2 separate regions of the Homo sapiens genome follow, and region 2 is linked to region 1. A link is a contact called in ENCODE Hi-C or POLR2A ChIA-PET data. All regions are on one chromosome and are shown on one strand. The core of a region is the stretch at or near the end of the contact, and the rest is flanking DNA. Distances in the headings are between cores, read along the strand shown. Region 1 holds the start of HMGN5 (high mobility group nucleosome binding domain 5). Region 2 holds the start of CHM (CHM Rab escort protein).

Region 1 (3,950 bases), core at 620-3,119:
ATAGAAATTCTGAAAGCAGTTTCTTGTTGAATCTACTTTTAAAGAAGGGGTAGAGGAAGGAGAAAGCAAAGAATAAATAACAGTATTGAAACTGTATGACTCCCAAAGCAAAACTAACTGCCTGATCTGTTCAGTCTCATTAGGGGTTTAACTAAAGGCATTAAGTTGGACTTTACAATTATTGGATTGAGTTGAGACTCTGAGCAACTCAAATTTTACTTTGAAATATTAGACAACATGTATGGAAAATAATAAAGCAAGAGGCTCATAAAATTAGGTCCAAAGGAAATATAAAAGGTGTTCTTTTTTTTAACCTAAACTTATTCAAAAAATGTAAGATTAAATTTTCTGATATTCCAAAATTGCATAAACATATCCACACATGGTGGCCAGAGAAGACAAAGTTCAAATATCAAGGTTCTTGTGATTTAACATAACCTCCACTTCCATTCCACATCCTCTCAGGTGTAAATAAACAAGCCAAAAAATAAAAACACACAACAACCTGGATTAGCTGCTGCTCTAAAGCTCAAGAAGAGGGAAGGGGTTCCTATACCCTACAATCTGAACCCACACATCTGTTCTTGCCACTGTCTGCCTTTCTCTTGAGTTGTAAAAAGCAGAAGCACTTTCATTTATCATGGATATACACTCATCTTGCACCCCAGTTTATCATATTCTCCCGACAGCTGCTGAAAATTTGTTATTCTAAATTAAGAGTAAGTGAATCCATGAAAGAGAAAGTCCTATCATTTGAAGCAGCAGCAACTCAGGCTGCCACTACACAAGAAGCCACTGAGCTCCCTATCCAGTTCTCAATATACTTGAAGCAGTGAGAGAAATTTAAAAGTAAAATATTTTGAAAGAATAGAAACAGTCAAAATAAGGGACAATATGGGGGGAAAACTGAATCTCGTGTCATATTAAGTTAAAAAAAAATTTACGTCATTGTTACCAACTTCCCCTCCCAATTTGTCTAGTTCTAACAGGCCTTCAAGCTCAAGTTAACCACTTTCTTCTACACACTCTCAAAATAACTCTATTACCAGGGTCTCACTCACCCAGAATAATTACAATGCCTCGGTAGGCCTCCACTCAATCCCCACCAGTTACAGCATGTGTACCCCCATCCTTTACAGAAGTGCACTCCTCCTTGTCTCAGTACTTAGGGCGTATTCATCAAATGTCTCACTCTTGAAACTCACCAGTGTGCGATTTTACTTGACTTCACGTAACCCTAAAGACCGTATAGCACCATCTCCCATCTCCCAAAACTTGGTAGCTTTCGTTTTCCTTCAAAGCAGAAATGTGCCCCCCAACGTCACGAAGCAAACAAAGCTGAACTCTATGTGGAAAAAAAAAAAAATGAAATCGATGCAACAAAGGGAAAAAAGGGAAGAAGAAGGGTGGGATCGGGGATGCATGAGTCTTCCAAAGGAGAAGCTGCCAGAGGAACTTCTGCATTTTAATGGTTCTGGGGCAGCAGAGGACTGGTGTGTAGGAAAACAACAAAGGTGGACTCCCCACTCTCCTTACCGCTGTAGAGCCAGAGGAAGATGCAATATATACACGGATCACCATCCTGGGAACAGCGGCTGCGGTTGTTTGGGTCCTGAAAAGGGCTGTGGAGCAGCTGCAGCAATGGCTGGAATCCAGCTAGGGGCTGAAACAGCGGTTGGCAGAGAAGGGTGGGGGAAGGTGGAAGGAGAACTCGCCAGAGCCCCGCCTCCGCCTTTAGCAGCTTCCACCGAGCTCTCTAAGCGCTGCAGTTCCAGCCCAAAACCCCGGAAGGAACAGGCTGTTTGCATCAATTCTATTTTTTTTTAATAGGGAATCTCGAATAGCACCGCGAGATCTGTTGAAACATTGATTTTTGACGATTCCTTCCCTGAGAAGAGGGCGAGGAGAAGAAGAAAGAAAAAGGAGAACTGAATTGAATTAGATTAGCATGAAGGACCTTTTCACGCGGAGACTAAAAGTACTGCGCATAACTTCCTGCTCAGAAATATATGCAAATAAGAAGACAGATCCTGAAAGAGCAAGCTGTATGTTGAAAACCCATGTTCTCAAAGCCTTGCGCATTTTAAGATTCCTATTACGTAGTGATTTTTCTGATCTTAGCTCGTTGTAGGAATTAGGCACTAAAGTACTGAGCAATGCTGCAGAGTTTTGAAGGAAAGTTTCAGGTTTCCTTAAGCCCAGAAATGGCAGGATTGGTTTTCTTTTTGAATTTTGTGTTTTGTTAAATTAGGGAACCCTGCTTCCGTGGGAATTTGCAGGAGGCCTGATTGGCAAGTTTAAGAATGAAGGAATAAATTACAAAGAAAAGATTGAAAATATTGTGTAAAAAGATGGATGATTTTTGTTTTGTTTTGCTTTTTAACTGACTGAAGTAAGGGATTTGGGAGAACATATTGCAGATGTTGAAATGGTGAAGAGAGAGATCAGATGGTTATTTGTAGCTCTAAGGAAATGAGCAAACAGTTAATAATGTCCAGAGACAGACCATATACTTCAAAGTGTAGTTTTAGGTTCCCAGATTATGTTAAATGAACAGAAAAAAAGGAATTTGCAAGATGAATGAGAGTGGAGAGGAGTCAGTCGCTTGTCCTACTTCTTTTCCTTTGCTGTTTTTCCACTGTCTCCAGTCTAGTGGTTTACTGTCTTTGCCTAGGCTCAGTGCTTACAATAGCTTTGTTAACTGTTCCCTACCCACAGGTTTTCCCTTCTCCAATCTGTCTTAAATACTAATTCCAAATTAATCTCTTTACATGTTGTCCTTAAAACAACCTCAAGAGGTGGGTACTATTACATTAATTTTACAGATGAAGAAACTGAAACTCAGAAAAATAGTTTTCCTAAAATCATATGGTTAGTACATTCCAGAGTTAGGAACTCCAGAGGCCACCTTCTTATTTTTTTTTAATTATACTTTAAATTCTAGGGTACATGTGCACAACGTGCAGGTTTGTTACATAGGTATACATGTGCCATGTTGGTTTGCTGCACCCATCAACTCGTTGTTTACATTAGGTATTTCACCTAATGCTATCACTCCTCCAGCCCCCCACCCCCCGACTGGCCCCGGGGTGTGATGTTCCCTGTCCTGTGTCCATGTGTTCTCATTGTTCAACTCCCACATATGAGTGAGAACATGTGGTGTTTGGTTTTCTGTCCTTGTGATAGTTTGCTTAGAATGATGGTTTCCAGCTTCATCCATGTCCCTGCAAAGGACATGAACTCATCCTTTTCTATGGCTGCATAGTATTCCATGGTGTACATGTGCCACATTTTCTTAATCCAGTCTATCACTGGGACATTTGAGTTGGTTCCAAGTCTTTGCTATTATGAATAGTGCTGCAATAAACATACATGTGCATGTGTCTTTATTATAGAAAGATTTATAATCCTTTGGGTATATGCTCAGTAATGAGATTGCTGGGTCAAATGACATTTCTAGTCTAGATCCTTGGGGGATCGCCACACTGTCTTCCACAATGGTTGAACTAATTTACACTCCCACCAACAGTATAAAAGCATTCCTATTTCTCCAAACCCTCTCCAGCATCTGTTGTATGATTGCCATTCTAACTAGCATGAGATGGTATTTCATTGTGGTTTTGATTTGCATTTCTCTCATGACCAGTGATGATGAGCATTTTTGCATATGTCTGTTGGCTGCATAAATGTCTTCTTTTGAGAAATGTCTGTTCATATCCTTTGCCCACATTTTGATGGGGTTGTTTTTTTCTTGTAAATTTGTTTAAGTTCTTCGTAGATTCTGGATATTAGCCCTTTGTCAGATGAGTAGATTGCAAAAATTTTCTCCCATTCTGTAGGTTGCCTGTTCACTCTGATGATAGTTTCTTTTGCTGTGCAGAAGCTCTTTAGTTTAACTAGATCCCATTTGTCTATTTTGGCTTTTGTTGCCATTGCTTTCAGTGTTTTAG
Region 2 (4,352 bases), core at 319-2,818, 4.8 Mb before region 1:
GTGGGCAGATATAAAGGCAAAGATGGTAAGCACTATGAGGACAGGGACTCGTCTCATCCATCTATTAGGGGAGTCAAAATCAAGTTTGGTTTAGCAAACATTTATTAAATTCCTACTATGCACCGGGCTTAGGTTAGGTGCAGGAGTGAAAAAGATAAATGAGACTTGGTGTCTGTCATGCTGTACAGGGGTTTATAATTATGGTATTGCATGTCTGGGTGTGTATTTTTGTGTGGATATATGGGGATATGTGTACTCTATAGGAATCGTCATAAATGCAGTATGGCGGGTTAAGACAAAGTCTAGCACCATGTAGGGAAACAGCCCACACACGGAGACGAAAGGAGGAGGAGGTGGAAGCCCAGCGACATCCTGGGAATAACTGTTAGCTAGAGAATGGGAAGATCATTCCATGCTGAAAGAACAGCATGAGCGTGGTCAGAGACTGGAAAGAAAACAATGTCTGGGGAACCACAAGCATCTTAGCGGATAGGTGGTGTCAGGGAAGGCCCACTACTGCACATTATCTTTGATTTATTTTGAAACTCTTGTAAAATAACTACACAAGAAATTTCTGTCGTCAAAAAAGTATCCTCCTTCATTCCCAGCATCCTTCCCCTTTTGCTTTGGTGTTGTCAGACAGCGGAGTATTAAATAATCGGGGGCAGGGTGGGGGGCGGTTGGAGGGAAGCGGTGGGAGGCGACAGACCTTGAAGATACTTATGAGAGCTATGTTAGCTGTTAGACATAGACGACCTAAAGCCCCTCATCAGATACAATCACTTTAATATAAAGACCATTTTACCTTAATTATTTCTACGGTAGCTTATGGAAACTAATAGATTGGAAACTAAATGTAAACTAAGGAGAATCTTACATGAACTTATCTAGTTGGTGCGGAAAATCGAATTCAGACTCAACAGACGCTTATCCAGCGCAACCATGCTTTCATATATTTTTTCCCTCCTGTAAAGCAAGGCTAATTTATTGCCCGAGTGGCTGTCTGGACTAACTGGAACAAATACGGACGCGGTGGGAGTTCCATTCTGGCGAAACTAGGGTGAGAGGTTTTTTGTGGGTTTTCATCGAGGAGACATGGAAACGAAAAAGATATGGAATATATTCTGAAAGTATTGGTGTGAAAAACCATGCCTCGAGGGCCAACACGAAAGTACAGAAACGATGGCGGGAAACAGTTTTTTAGGCTGGAATGAAAGTCTCCTTTGTTCACAGAGCAAACCGCCTTCAATTTCACTCCGCTCTCCGTGTCTCCTAACAATTTTGCTTCAGTATTGTCAAGGGGTATCCAAGTCTCCCACATTCATCCTAGCTAACGGAATAAAAATCTACATTTCTTTCCTACTTCAACCCTCCAGGCTAAATGAGCTACAGCATTCAGCCTGGAAAATGAGTCGAGCTTTTAACTTACGTGTAAACATTTTAAATATAATACTGTAGTCGCCTGCCTGGACCTTCCACCCAAGAACTACAACACCCAGAATGCACTGTTTTCTTTTCCGCCTTCCACGGAGGGAATGCCTAACTTGATCTCATTTCCACAAGTAATAGTCACATGACACGTTTCCCGTCAAGATGGCGGATACTCTCCCTTCGGAGTTTGATGTGATCGTAATAGGGACGGGTATGTGTAGCCTGGTGCTTCCTGGACAAAGTTTAGGAAGACTGTCTTGTTTCTGTTTTTTCTGTCAGTGGCGAGTTTTGGGACAAACATCGTGGGTCGAGAGTGGGAGGGAGAACTGAAAGGAAGTGAGGTAGTCCGGAGTCAGCGCGGGAGTTGGCAGTTACAGGGAGGGGCTGGGACCCGCAGTGCTTATCGCCATTTGAGTAGGGGTTGATCTGGTCGATGCTGATTGCTGAGGTTGGTTGCTGCGGTGATTCCTGTTAATTTCCTTAGAGGGAAGTGGATGTGCAGTGTCATGAAATGGAGGGTCGGGATTTTATCAACGGAGACGACTTTGGCAAGACATTATGATTCCTTCCTTATTGATTTCAAGGTGATATTCCCCATCATTTTGTCTCGCCATTTCATAGGACTTTTTCATAGATTTGTATGATCTTAGCATACATCGCAGCTCAGACACAGCTTAATCCTCAGTTTTACAAGAAAGATGCTCAATTATTGCCCATGTGCGTATGAATTTACTAGGGAAAGTAAACGGATTCTATTTTGTTGAGAAACCTAGGGAATTTTATTTTGTTGAGGTAGCCATTATTCCTGCTTTATGGTGCTTAAAGCATCTTGCTTTCTACCATCAATAACTAAATGTGCTGAGAATAAGGTCCTGAGTTCCAGTTCAGGTGTGTGACCTTATCTAACTCTTGTTTTCCCGTCGTTTGTTCTTCATGTTTTGGGTGGAACCAGAAACTCCTCTGCAGTTTCTAGTTGACATATTCAGTGTACAACACGTAGCAGAACACATATGGCAGCAATTTCAATTTTTTTTAATAGTGTAAGGGATGATCATTTTAGATGGAATGAAATAGGTTGTTTGATGGGGTTTTTTACTGTTTGTAGAATGTGGTAGGCCAGAGAAGCTCTGGTGGATGGGACCCTGTCCATTGTGTTAATGAATTCAGTTCGTTGTCTTCTCATACAGCCATGATTAGGAGCAGCCATGTTTTCAGGTTGGGAGTAAAAATAATAGCTACCTGTTTTCGAATGCTTAAAATTTCCTAATCACTGTGCTAAGCACTTTACAAGCCGAACATAATCCTCACAACCTTGTTAGAGTAGTAGGTACTCTCTGCATTTTGTAGAAGAGGAAAAGGGGACTTGGAAAAGTTGTAATTTGCTCAGGATCACACAGCTGGTAAATTTCCAAAGGCCCATTCCATCCCAGGAAAACAGTCAGTGGTTCTGATCCTCAGAGTTGACCCATATTCGTAGAAACAATTGAGAAAACTTGGTTTTAGGTCTTGCTTAGTGCTAGTATGAATTGCTTGAATTGGGAGGGCCAGGCACTAAATCTCTCTGAGCCTCAGTTTCCTTGTTTTTGAATATAAGGAAGGTAAAATAGATGGTCTTTATGTTGTCTAACAAAAAATGCCTGGGTAACAGTTCTCAGAACAGCATGGACAGGTTTATTCTTAGCCTGAAAATAACTGCATGGCTGCAAATAACCTGGTTGTAGCTGCTATGAACAGATGTTGGATGAGAGCTGGAAAGAGCCAATGGACTATTCATTTTTTCTTTTAAGTCTATACTAAAACTGAGAACAGCATCCATTTTGGAATAGTTGTTATACCATACTTGAGTTTTATAATCTTGCTTTTTTTGTGTAGGAACTTGAGGTGTTTTTAACAATTTTTTTAATCAACAATTTTTTTTTTCAGGTCTGGGTTCAAATTTTAATTGATGAATGTTAATTCTTATGAATGATGCTAATGTTTTTCATAAATATTTTGCCTTCTGTACAGTTCAGAATTGGAAGACATCCATCCTGATGGAGTCTGTTATGGTAGAGGTAGGAAGTTACAGTGAGTGAGCCAGAGAATTGCATCAGGTGACATCGCTTATATTTGGAAAAATACTCATTTTATACTTATCCCAGTGAGTGCAATGTTATTTTTCAGTGTTTGGGAAGAACTTATTTGAAGTTAATCTTAAAACTTAAATTTTTCATATTGTTTATTGGTGACACATTCTAGGTTTTATCAAGCACATTGCTTAAATTTATGATATGTAATTTTGCTTTTAGGTACATCAAAAGTGTAAAAATTGAATAAAAGAGTCATTCCCCAAATAAATGATTCCAACAATTCCAATCATGATTTAATTTGATTTATTTTTTAGTGTGCTTGGGATATTTCTCTTGTGAAATAGTTTGCTGAAAGTAGCCTTTAAAATGTTTGCTTTATTAAATGTATTACATTGAGCAAATCATAGAAAAAGCAGTGTTTCATAGATTCAGTTGTATTAATAAAAGTAGAAGCAATAATGCATGCATCAGAAACATGAAGAAATAGGCTATTAGATATACTTTTTAGCAGATTTAGTCCTAGTTAAAATGTCATAAAGGAACAATTGCTTCATCAAGTATAATCATGGAAGATAATATTTTATAATCCCTTTCACCTTGATTAACTTGCATTATCATTTTCTGTAATGCAAGATGGAAATTGTTCCTTAAGATCATATTTTCGAGAGATTATGGAAAAAAATAAACTTTGTATTTTCTTAGTTAAGCCCATTTCCTTCTGATTAGAAAATACAGTAAATATCTCTTGAACATCCAAAGACAGAAGAGTAAGCTAAAGTGGAATTGCGGAAAAAATAGAAGAAAATGGAATAAAGAAGGAGGGCCAACTGGAGTCTCAAGGGAGAGGATAAA

What was found. Hi-C counts contacts between places; a loop is a spot of excess contacts on that map. ChIA-PET counts read pairs that join two places held with the same protein, here RNA polymerase II (POLR2A). Pooled maps may share reads with other maps.
Region 2: a loop to region 1 is called in a map of CD8-positive, alpha-beta T cell, with 8 times the contacts of the local background. The contact joins the promoter of CHM here to the promoter of HMGN5 in region 1. A Hi-C loop is called at or near these places in 2 of 168 maps with a recorded cell type or tissue (CD8-positive, alpha-beta T cell and naive thymus-derived CD4-positive, alpha-beta T cell) and 9 of 50 pooled maps. POLR2A ChIA-PET finds 5 or more read pairs at or near these places in 1 of 52 experiments (activated T-cell).

Annotation. Positions count from the first base shown.
Region 1 is chrX:81,199,832-81,203,781 of GRCh38, reverse strand. It overlaps HMGN5 (high mobility group nucleosome binding domain 5), which reads left to right and starts at 1,869. Exons shown (of 7, transcript NM_030763.3): 1 at 1,869-2,045. SH3BGRL (SH3 domain binding glutamate rich protein like) reads right to left here and starts at 1,680. Exons shown (of 4, transcript NM_003022.3): 1 at 1,537-1,680. The coding sequence starts at 1,581. RefSeq lists enhancers at 1,485-1,654, 1,775-2,024.
Region 2 is chrX:86,044,774-86,049,125 of GRCh38, reverse strand. It overlaps CHM (CHM Rab escort protein), which reads left to right and starts at 1,568. Exons shown (of 15, transcript NM_000390.4): 1 at 1,568-1,642. The coding sequence starts at 1,594.